2 separate regions of the Homo sapiens genome follow, and region 1 is linked to region 2. A link is a contact called in ENCODE Hi-C or POLR2A ChIA-PET data. All regions are on one chromosome and are shown on one strand. Each heading gives the region's core, a stretch centred on a gene start or an enhancer-like site at or near the end of the contact. The rest is flanking DNA. Distances are from core to core; before and after follow the strand shown.

What was found. Hi-C counts contacts between places; a loop is a spot of excess contacts on that map. ChIA-PET counts read pairs that join two places held with the same protein, here RNA polymerase II (POLR2A). Pooled maps may share reads with other maps.
Region 1: a loop to region 2 is called in a pooled map, with 5 times the contacts of the local background. The contact joins the promoter of HCG14 here to the promoter of H4C11 in region 2. A Hi-C loop is called at or near these places in 2 of 168 maps with a recorded cell type or tissue (naive thymus-derived CD4-positive, alpha-beta T cell and natural killer cell) and 13 of 50 pooled maps. POLR2A ChIA-PET finds 5 or more read pairs at or near these places in 15 of 52 experiments (A549, CD4-positive, alpha-beta T cell, CD4-positive, alpha-beta memory T cell and 11 more).

What each region holds. Positions count from the first base shown.
Region 1 is chr6:28,894,714-28,898,416 of GRCh38, reverse strand. It overlaps HCG14 (HLA complex group 14), which reads right to left and starts at 1,887. Exons shown (of 2, transcript NR_104117.1): 1 at 1,687-1,887; 2 at 1,097-1,306. TRL-CAA1-1 (tRNA-Leu (anticodon CAA) 1-1) reads left to right here and starts at 2,089; the gene lies at 2,089-2,194. RefSeq lists enhancers at 1,575-2,210, 2,846-3,482 and a silencer at 2,621-2,784.
Region 2 is chr6:27,821,651-27,825,341 of GRCh38, reverse strand. It overlaps H4C11 (H4 clustered histone 11), which reads right to left and starts at 1,250. Exons shown (of 1, transcript NM_021968.4): 1 at 862-1,250. The coding sequence starts at 1,217. The coding sequence ends at 906. RefSeq lists enhancers at 456-1,097, 1,391-1,530.

The DNA of each region.
Region 1 (3,703 bases), core at 638-3,137, 1.1 Mb before region 2:
ATGTAGGCCGGGCGCGGTGGCTCACGCCTGTAATCCCAGCACTTTGGGAGGCTGAGGCGGGCGGATCAAGAGGTCAGGAGTTCGAGACCAGCCTGACCAACATAGTGAAACCCCGTCTCTACTAAAAATACAAAAATTAGCCGGGCGTCGTGACGGGCGCCTATAGTCCCAGCTACTCGGGAGGCTGAGGCAAGAGAATGGTGTGAACCCGAGAGGTGGAAGTTGCAGTGAGCCAAGTCGTGCTACTGCACTCCACCCTGGGTGACAGAGCGAGACTCCGTCTCAAAAAAAAAAAAAAAAAAAAAAAATTTGATGTAATGGTTTCACTTTTAGAAATTTAAGGAAATAATCGTGGATGTTTGAAAATATTTATGTAAGGATAGTTTTTACAGCATTGCTGATGAAAATAAAAAATTAGAAATAATCCAGTTTTCAAGAATACCACTTTGATATGGAATATGTGCAGGAATTAAGATTTATGCAAAATATAGTACTTAGCAAGTATATATTCATAATATATTCATTTAGAAAGCAAGTTAGCAAATTATTTACTACACATGACCATTTTTGGAAAATGTATACCATATGAAAGACTAAATATATAAAAATGTTAATAGTTACCTCTGACTAGTGAGATTATGGATGATTTTAATTTTTGACATGTTTGTATGTTCTACAATTTGTGTGTACTTTGCAATTAGAAAAAAATAATTATAGTTAGGGTAAGATTACAGTTGCCATGTTGGGAATCACTTCCTGGACAATTTCCTTCCAATCGAAAGAAAATATACAAATCTCATGTATTGGAGGGAGACTGGGGAACCAGTGTTCACTGTACTTCTCACTACTAATTTTCTCTCTATCAAAAATAGGATATGAAACCAAGGAAGTCTGTGGAAATTAAGATAGAGCCTACTGAAACTCAGTTATTTCTCCATGCAGAAAAGAGACCTAACTTTGCCTTACAAAAAGGAAATTTTTTTTATATTAACAAATACAAAAAGTAAGCTATTAGGACAAAATCTAATTAAAATATCCAACTTTATATTTCCTCTATCTGAACCTCACAGCCCCAAATACAAGAGTTAAGACGGTTGAGTTAAAATGTATTTATTGAACCTCTACCGTGTTTGCCAGGCACTGTTACCTGGACGGCATTGGTCTACACATGTTATTTTAGCGGTGTCGCTGGCCTCTAGGGGCTCTTGTTCTAGTGGGAGGGATGATTTCTGTTTAGTTTCAGGGCTCCATTAAAATTTGTGACCTTGGGGCTTCCCGGCCTGGAGCTCAGATTGCTTGGCGAAGGCTGAGAAACAGAAAAGTGGATCAGGCGATGTGGTGCACTCCCCTTAAAAACTACCGCTGTGTTCCCCGACCTGGCAGTGGTCACTTGGAGCCCATTAATCGGGAACATCCGAGAGCGACAAGGAAGGCCGCGGGCGAGCGCGTCGCTCGCGGAGTTTCCCCGGACCTGGGATCGCCGATCCCTCGGCGCGGACACCAGCCTTGCCCATGTGGTGGTCCCTGTGGAGACCTTCCCAGCCGTTCCCGGCTACCACTTTTAGAGCCCAAGACAAACTTCGACGAGTGGCAAGGCAGTGACAAATGGAACCAAAATAGAGGGGCTAAAAGGGGACCTTCCTATAGAACCGGGGTCTTTTGTTAGGGTTTTGTTTTGTTCCTCACCATCTTCCAAACAATGAAGTCCTGGGGGAGGCTAACCACGATCAAGATTTCAGTAAACATCAGACACTGGAGAGCCGACCCAGCGACCGAAGAAGCAAAAGATCTTCTTTCCTTCCTGAAATCTGGGCAGGCTGGGAGCAAAAAAAAAAAAAAAAAAAACCCGCACACGTTTTTCGAGATGGCGATAACAGTTATAAGGCCCGTAAGAGACTTGATCCAGTTTTATGCAGAAACATTTTCTAGTCCTGCGAACCCTTTTGCTTTTTCAATCCACAAGTGGCTTTCTGCCCTTCTGTTACCAAGCAACCCTGACGTCATCGCGTTTCTGCGTGCGTGCACGACACAGAATCATTGCTTGTTGATCTCTATTTTAGTGCAAAAATCAGGGCTGTTATGCAGTGTGTCAGGATGGCCGAGTGGTCTAAGGCGCCAGACTCAAGCTAAGCTTCCTCCGCGGTGGGGATTCTGGTCTCCAATGGAGGCGTGGGTTCGAATCCCACTTCTGACACATACTTTTCTTTTTCCTCTCCTTACTTTAGAGATATCCTGATCTCAGCAGTAGGCATAAACAATTACCAACGTATATTTTTAAGAATCGGCTTTTAGGTACCGGGCGCGGTGGCTCACGCCTGTAATCCTAGCACTTTGGGAGGCCGAGACGGGTGGATCACGAGGTCAGGAGATCGAGACCATTCTGGCTAACACGGTGAAACCTCGTCTCTACTAAAAATACAAAAAAAATAGCTGGGCGTGGTGGCGGGCGCCTGTAGTCCCAGCTACTCGGGAATGAGGCAGGAGAATGGCGTGAACCCGGGAGGCGGAGCGTGCAGTGAGCCAAGATCGCGCCACTGCACTCCAGCCTGGGGACAGAGCGACACTCCGTCTCAAAAAAAAAAAAAAAAAAAAAGAATTGGCTTTTAAATTTATCTCAAAGGGCTTGTCCAAACTAAAAACATTAAAAGCGGAAGCATCGCGATATTTTTACGAAGCCGCGAGATTTGGGCCAAAAAACGCCTAATTAAAGGCAGAGGTTACTAGCGATTGGTCTCTGTGCTGCAGTGCGAGATAATCCTGATGTCGCGGGATTCGGAACGCAGATAGCTTCCTGCCTCGCCGAGGGAATGGAGAGAAGGGGCTCTGGGCGGGTTCTTTTCCCGCTTCTCGACCAGGCTCACACTCTGTGTCTCAGATCCAAGCCCTCCCCTAGATATTTCCTGGAGCACTTTCCTACCAATCTCACAACGCTGTGGCTCGTGACAGTGCAGTCTCTTTAAAAATCTTACACAGGTCCTCTGCTCTCCTATTTTCAAAACTCATGTAACCAGTTCTCAAAAATGTCTTTCGTAAATTATGCACATTCACACTCGTTTTGGCATCTGATCATTACCGTTTTGTCAGTCAAAATTGAGTACCATTTTAACCATTGAATGAAATATGAAAGCTGTACGTTCCTCTCGCAAATGTAATCACCGTGAAAAATTTATTGTATTTTTTACATTTCTTTTTTCTCTGCATTCGCATATATATATAACATTTTGTTTTTTTTTTTTAACAGAAATGTAGTCATGCTATGACATTTTTCACTTAATATATCTTGGGTTCTTTCCATGTGGAACACTTATTCTTTTCTTTTACAGAAGAAATATTGCTGGCCGGGTGCAGTGGCTCAGGCCTGTAATCCCAGCACTTTGGGAGGCCGAGGCGGGCGGATCACGAGGTCAGGAGATTGAGACCATCTTGGCTAACACAGTGAAACCCCGTCTCTACTAAAAATATTAAAAAATACAAAAAATTAGCCGGGTGTGGTGGTGGGTGCTTGTAGTCCCAGCTACTCGGGAGGCTGAGGTAGAAGAATCGCCTAAACCCGGGAGGCGGAGCTTGCAGTGAGCCCACATTGCCCGCTGCACTCCAGCCTGGGCAACAGAGTGAGACTCCGTCTCAAAAAAAATAATTAATAAATAAATAAATAAATAAATAAATAAATAAATAAATAAAACCCTATGGTAGGCCCGGAGTG
Region 2 (3,691 bases), core at 1-2,500:
GAGTAAAATTGTCATTGCCAGAGAACAAGGATGGAGGTAACAATGGGACTCGGGAGGTATAAATACTGGAGATCTACTTTAAAGCATGGTGATAATAGTTAATGTACTTGATACTGGAAAATTGCTGATAGGCCTTAAATGTTCTCACCACAGAAAGTGAGGTGGATGTTAAGCTCGATGTAATCATTACACAATGAATATATGTCAGATCAGATTGTACATGTAAGTTGTCATACCTTAATGAGGGTGGAGGAAAGTAAAAAATTATCTTAAAATTCTTTAAGAGGTCGCACTTTGAGAGGCCAAGGCGGGCGGATCGCGAGGTCAGGAGATCGAGACCATCCTGGCCAACATAGTGAAACCCCATCTCTACTAATACAAAAATTAGCTGGGTGTAGTGGCGCAAAACTGTAATCCCAGCTACTCGGCAGGCTGAGGCAGGAGAATCGCTTGAACCCAGGAGGCGGAAGTTGCAGTGAGCCGAGATCGCGCCGCTGCACTCCAACTCGCAGACAAAGACGAAACAAAAAAAACCCACAAATACTTGTGGATTTGGAGGCTTTTCAAAAACGATTTCCGATTACCACTGTCAAGCTCACTACGGGGGTTACATAAACGTTTCTGGTACTGCACATTCTGTGTACGAGTATTTTCTCCATTACGTAAACAAGCTTACGAATTTTGAGCAAGTTTAGACATTACATCTCGTAATTAGTCCTGCCTACAGTGACCCCGGGTGAATGGCCACACGTGTGCCGCTGTGTTCAAAAAACTGTTCCCCCCAGAACTGACTCAGAACCAAGCAAAATTCCGTACCTACCAAAACCACTCCTCAGTGTTACCACTCTTCAGCTGAGAAAGTAGGGTGGCCCTGAAAAGGGCCTTTTATTGATAGAAAGGGACGCTCAACCACCGAAACCGTAGAGGGTGCGGCCCTGGCGCTTGAGCGCGTAGACCACATCCATGGCGGTGACCGTCTTGCGCTTGGCGTGCTCTGTATAGGTCACGGCGTCCCGGATCACGTTCTCCAGGAACACCTTCAGCACCCCGCGAGTCTCCTCGTAGATGAGGCCGGAGATGCGCTTCACGCCGCCGCGGCGAGCAAGGCGCCGGATGGCCGGCTTGGTGATGCCCTGGATATTGTCGCGCAGTACTTTACGGTGGCGCTTAGCGCCGCCTTTGCCAAGACCCTTCCCGCCTTTGCCGCGGCCAGACATGACGAGCAAGAGGAGTCTCACCCAACGCTTTGTGAGGCCTCTGGCCTGAGGCAGCGCCTTTATACGACAGTTGGCGGACCGAACTGAGAACCTGAAAGAAGTCGGCGGGAAGTCCCGCCCCGGTGGGGGAGGGGAAATCTAAAGGGCCAAACCGAAATAGGGGGGAAAAAAAAGCGAGCTTCTTGTTTCCGTGTTCTGAATTTTGTAATGTGCAAAGTATTCTGTTACCACGTTATGAGGCTTTAAAAAATTGCTTTTGAACGCAGAAGATATACATCAATACTGTGGGGAATACAAAAAAGTGACCGGGCTCGGTGGCTGACGTCTGTGATCCCACCATTTTAGGAGGCCGAGATGGGAGTGTACCTGGGCGTCAGGAGTTTGAGATCTGCGTGAGCAAAATAGCGAGACCCCATCTCTACCAAGACAACAATTAAATTAAATTAAAACATTAGTCCAGCATGATAGCGCTTACACTTTAGGAGACACTCTTTTTTTTAAATATATTAAAAAAAAAAACCAGTACAGTAACAACAGCCTGTTATCCCATCTTCCCATCACACAAAGAGCTCTACTGCTAGCTAATAAGATAATTTGGTGAGCAGATAAATGCACATTTTTTCCCACAAAATGTATGCAGTATATGGCATTTTACAACTTCGCGTTGTTTTAATCAATTTCCCTTATTTAAAAAGTTTACAAAAGTGATTTTAATGTCTTTATTATTTCTTCTCCTGAATTCTGCCTGCTACAGTGTTAACCAATTCCCTAGGAATTTATTAATCAACCAGATTTTTTAAATAATTCATCTTTTCCCTGCGGATTAAGTACCACCTTTAACATTATACATACTCGGAACTATTACCAAAATTCTATTCTGTCTATAATTTAATCAAGGTGGTTTGCCAAAGGGAATCTATGTTCACGGTTAAAAGCTTAGAAAATTCACATTAGGAAAAATTTTAAAAGCAGTAATTTATATCTGCTTAATATTCCATCATAAGAATTTTCTAGGTCCACTTTCACAGTATTTCTAGTACTTAGCAATAATGTGCTAATTTTCTTTTCCTAATTTAAAGGAGAACTGTACAAAATTTACTTCCTGAGGAAAATGTAGAATTGAAGCGCTTTGTCACAAAGGATGCAGATTTTAAGGTATTTTGATAACTGTTACTACATTTTCCTCAAAAGTTTTATTCCATTCACTTTTGCCAGCAGTAACTGCTGTGTATGTTTACCAGCATTGAGTATTATGGTTTTTAAATTCTATGTTACATTCAGAATTTACTTTTAGTTTTGTTGATTGAGTCTTGAGTTAATGAACTAGTTACCCAGCAAGATTTATTGATTTGTTTATAAGTAATAAATTGTCATCTTTAATATAAGCTTGTTTAGGCCGGGCGCGCTGGCTCATGCCTGTAATCCCAGCACTTAGGGAGGCTGAGGCAGGCAGGTCACTTAAAGTCAGGACTTCGAGACCAACCTGGCCAACATGGTGAAACCCCGTCTTTACTAAAAATACAAAAATTAACTGGGCGTGGTGTCACATACCTGTAATATTAGCTACTCAGGAGGGTGAGGCAGGAGAATCTCTTGAACCTGGGAAGCGGCGCTTACATTGAGCCGAAATCACACCACAGCACTCCAGGCTAGACAACTGAGTGAGACTCCATCTCAAAAAAAAAGAAAAGAAAAGAAAAGAAAAAAACAATAAGAAACCTAAAAATTTTATTTTTTCGTGTAAAAACTGGCCACAAAGAAATTATTTGACTTACCTTGTTTGACTGTAAGTCGTAGGACCTCCGTTCCAGAGAGGGCCCTGCCCCATATACAAAAGAAATACTACACAGAGCGCCCAAGAAGAATCTAGACAGGCCTGGCTGGGTTTCCCCACTCAGTCTCTTAGCATTAGATCATACACATTATGTCCAGTCATATTTCTACATAGCTGTCCATACTTTGTTGAACCTAAGCATAAAAATGGACAATTTCCCCTGTATCTTTAGGTCTTCATTCTGAAGGCTTCTGCGTACATGTTAAATAAATGTGTATGCCTTTTCTTCTATTAATCTGCCTCTTGACAGTGATTTTCAGTGAAGCTTCAGAGTACATAGGGGAAGCTTTCCCTGTGCCCCAACAAGTTCAATCATATGGTCAATGATTCAATCAATCCTGCCTATATAATAAAACCCTCATAAAAGCTCTGGATACCAAGGTCAGGGAGTTTATTGGTTTGTGAACACATAGATATCCTAGGGAGGTGACTCCTGGTTCCACATAGAGATGGCACAGAAGCTTTGCTTTCAGGACCCTTCCAAGCCTTGCCCTATGCGTCTCTTCATCTGACTGGTCCTGATTTGTATTCTTTATGATAAAACTATAATCATAAGGACAGCACTTTCTATATTCTATGAGTCATTCTAGCATATTATTGAACATGAAGGGGTAGTGGGAATCCCTGGATTTGAAGCCAG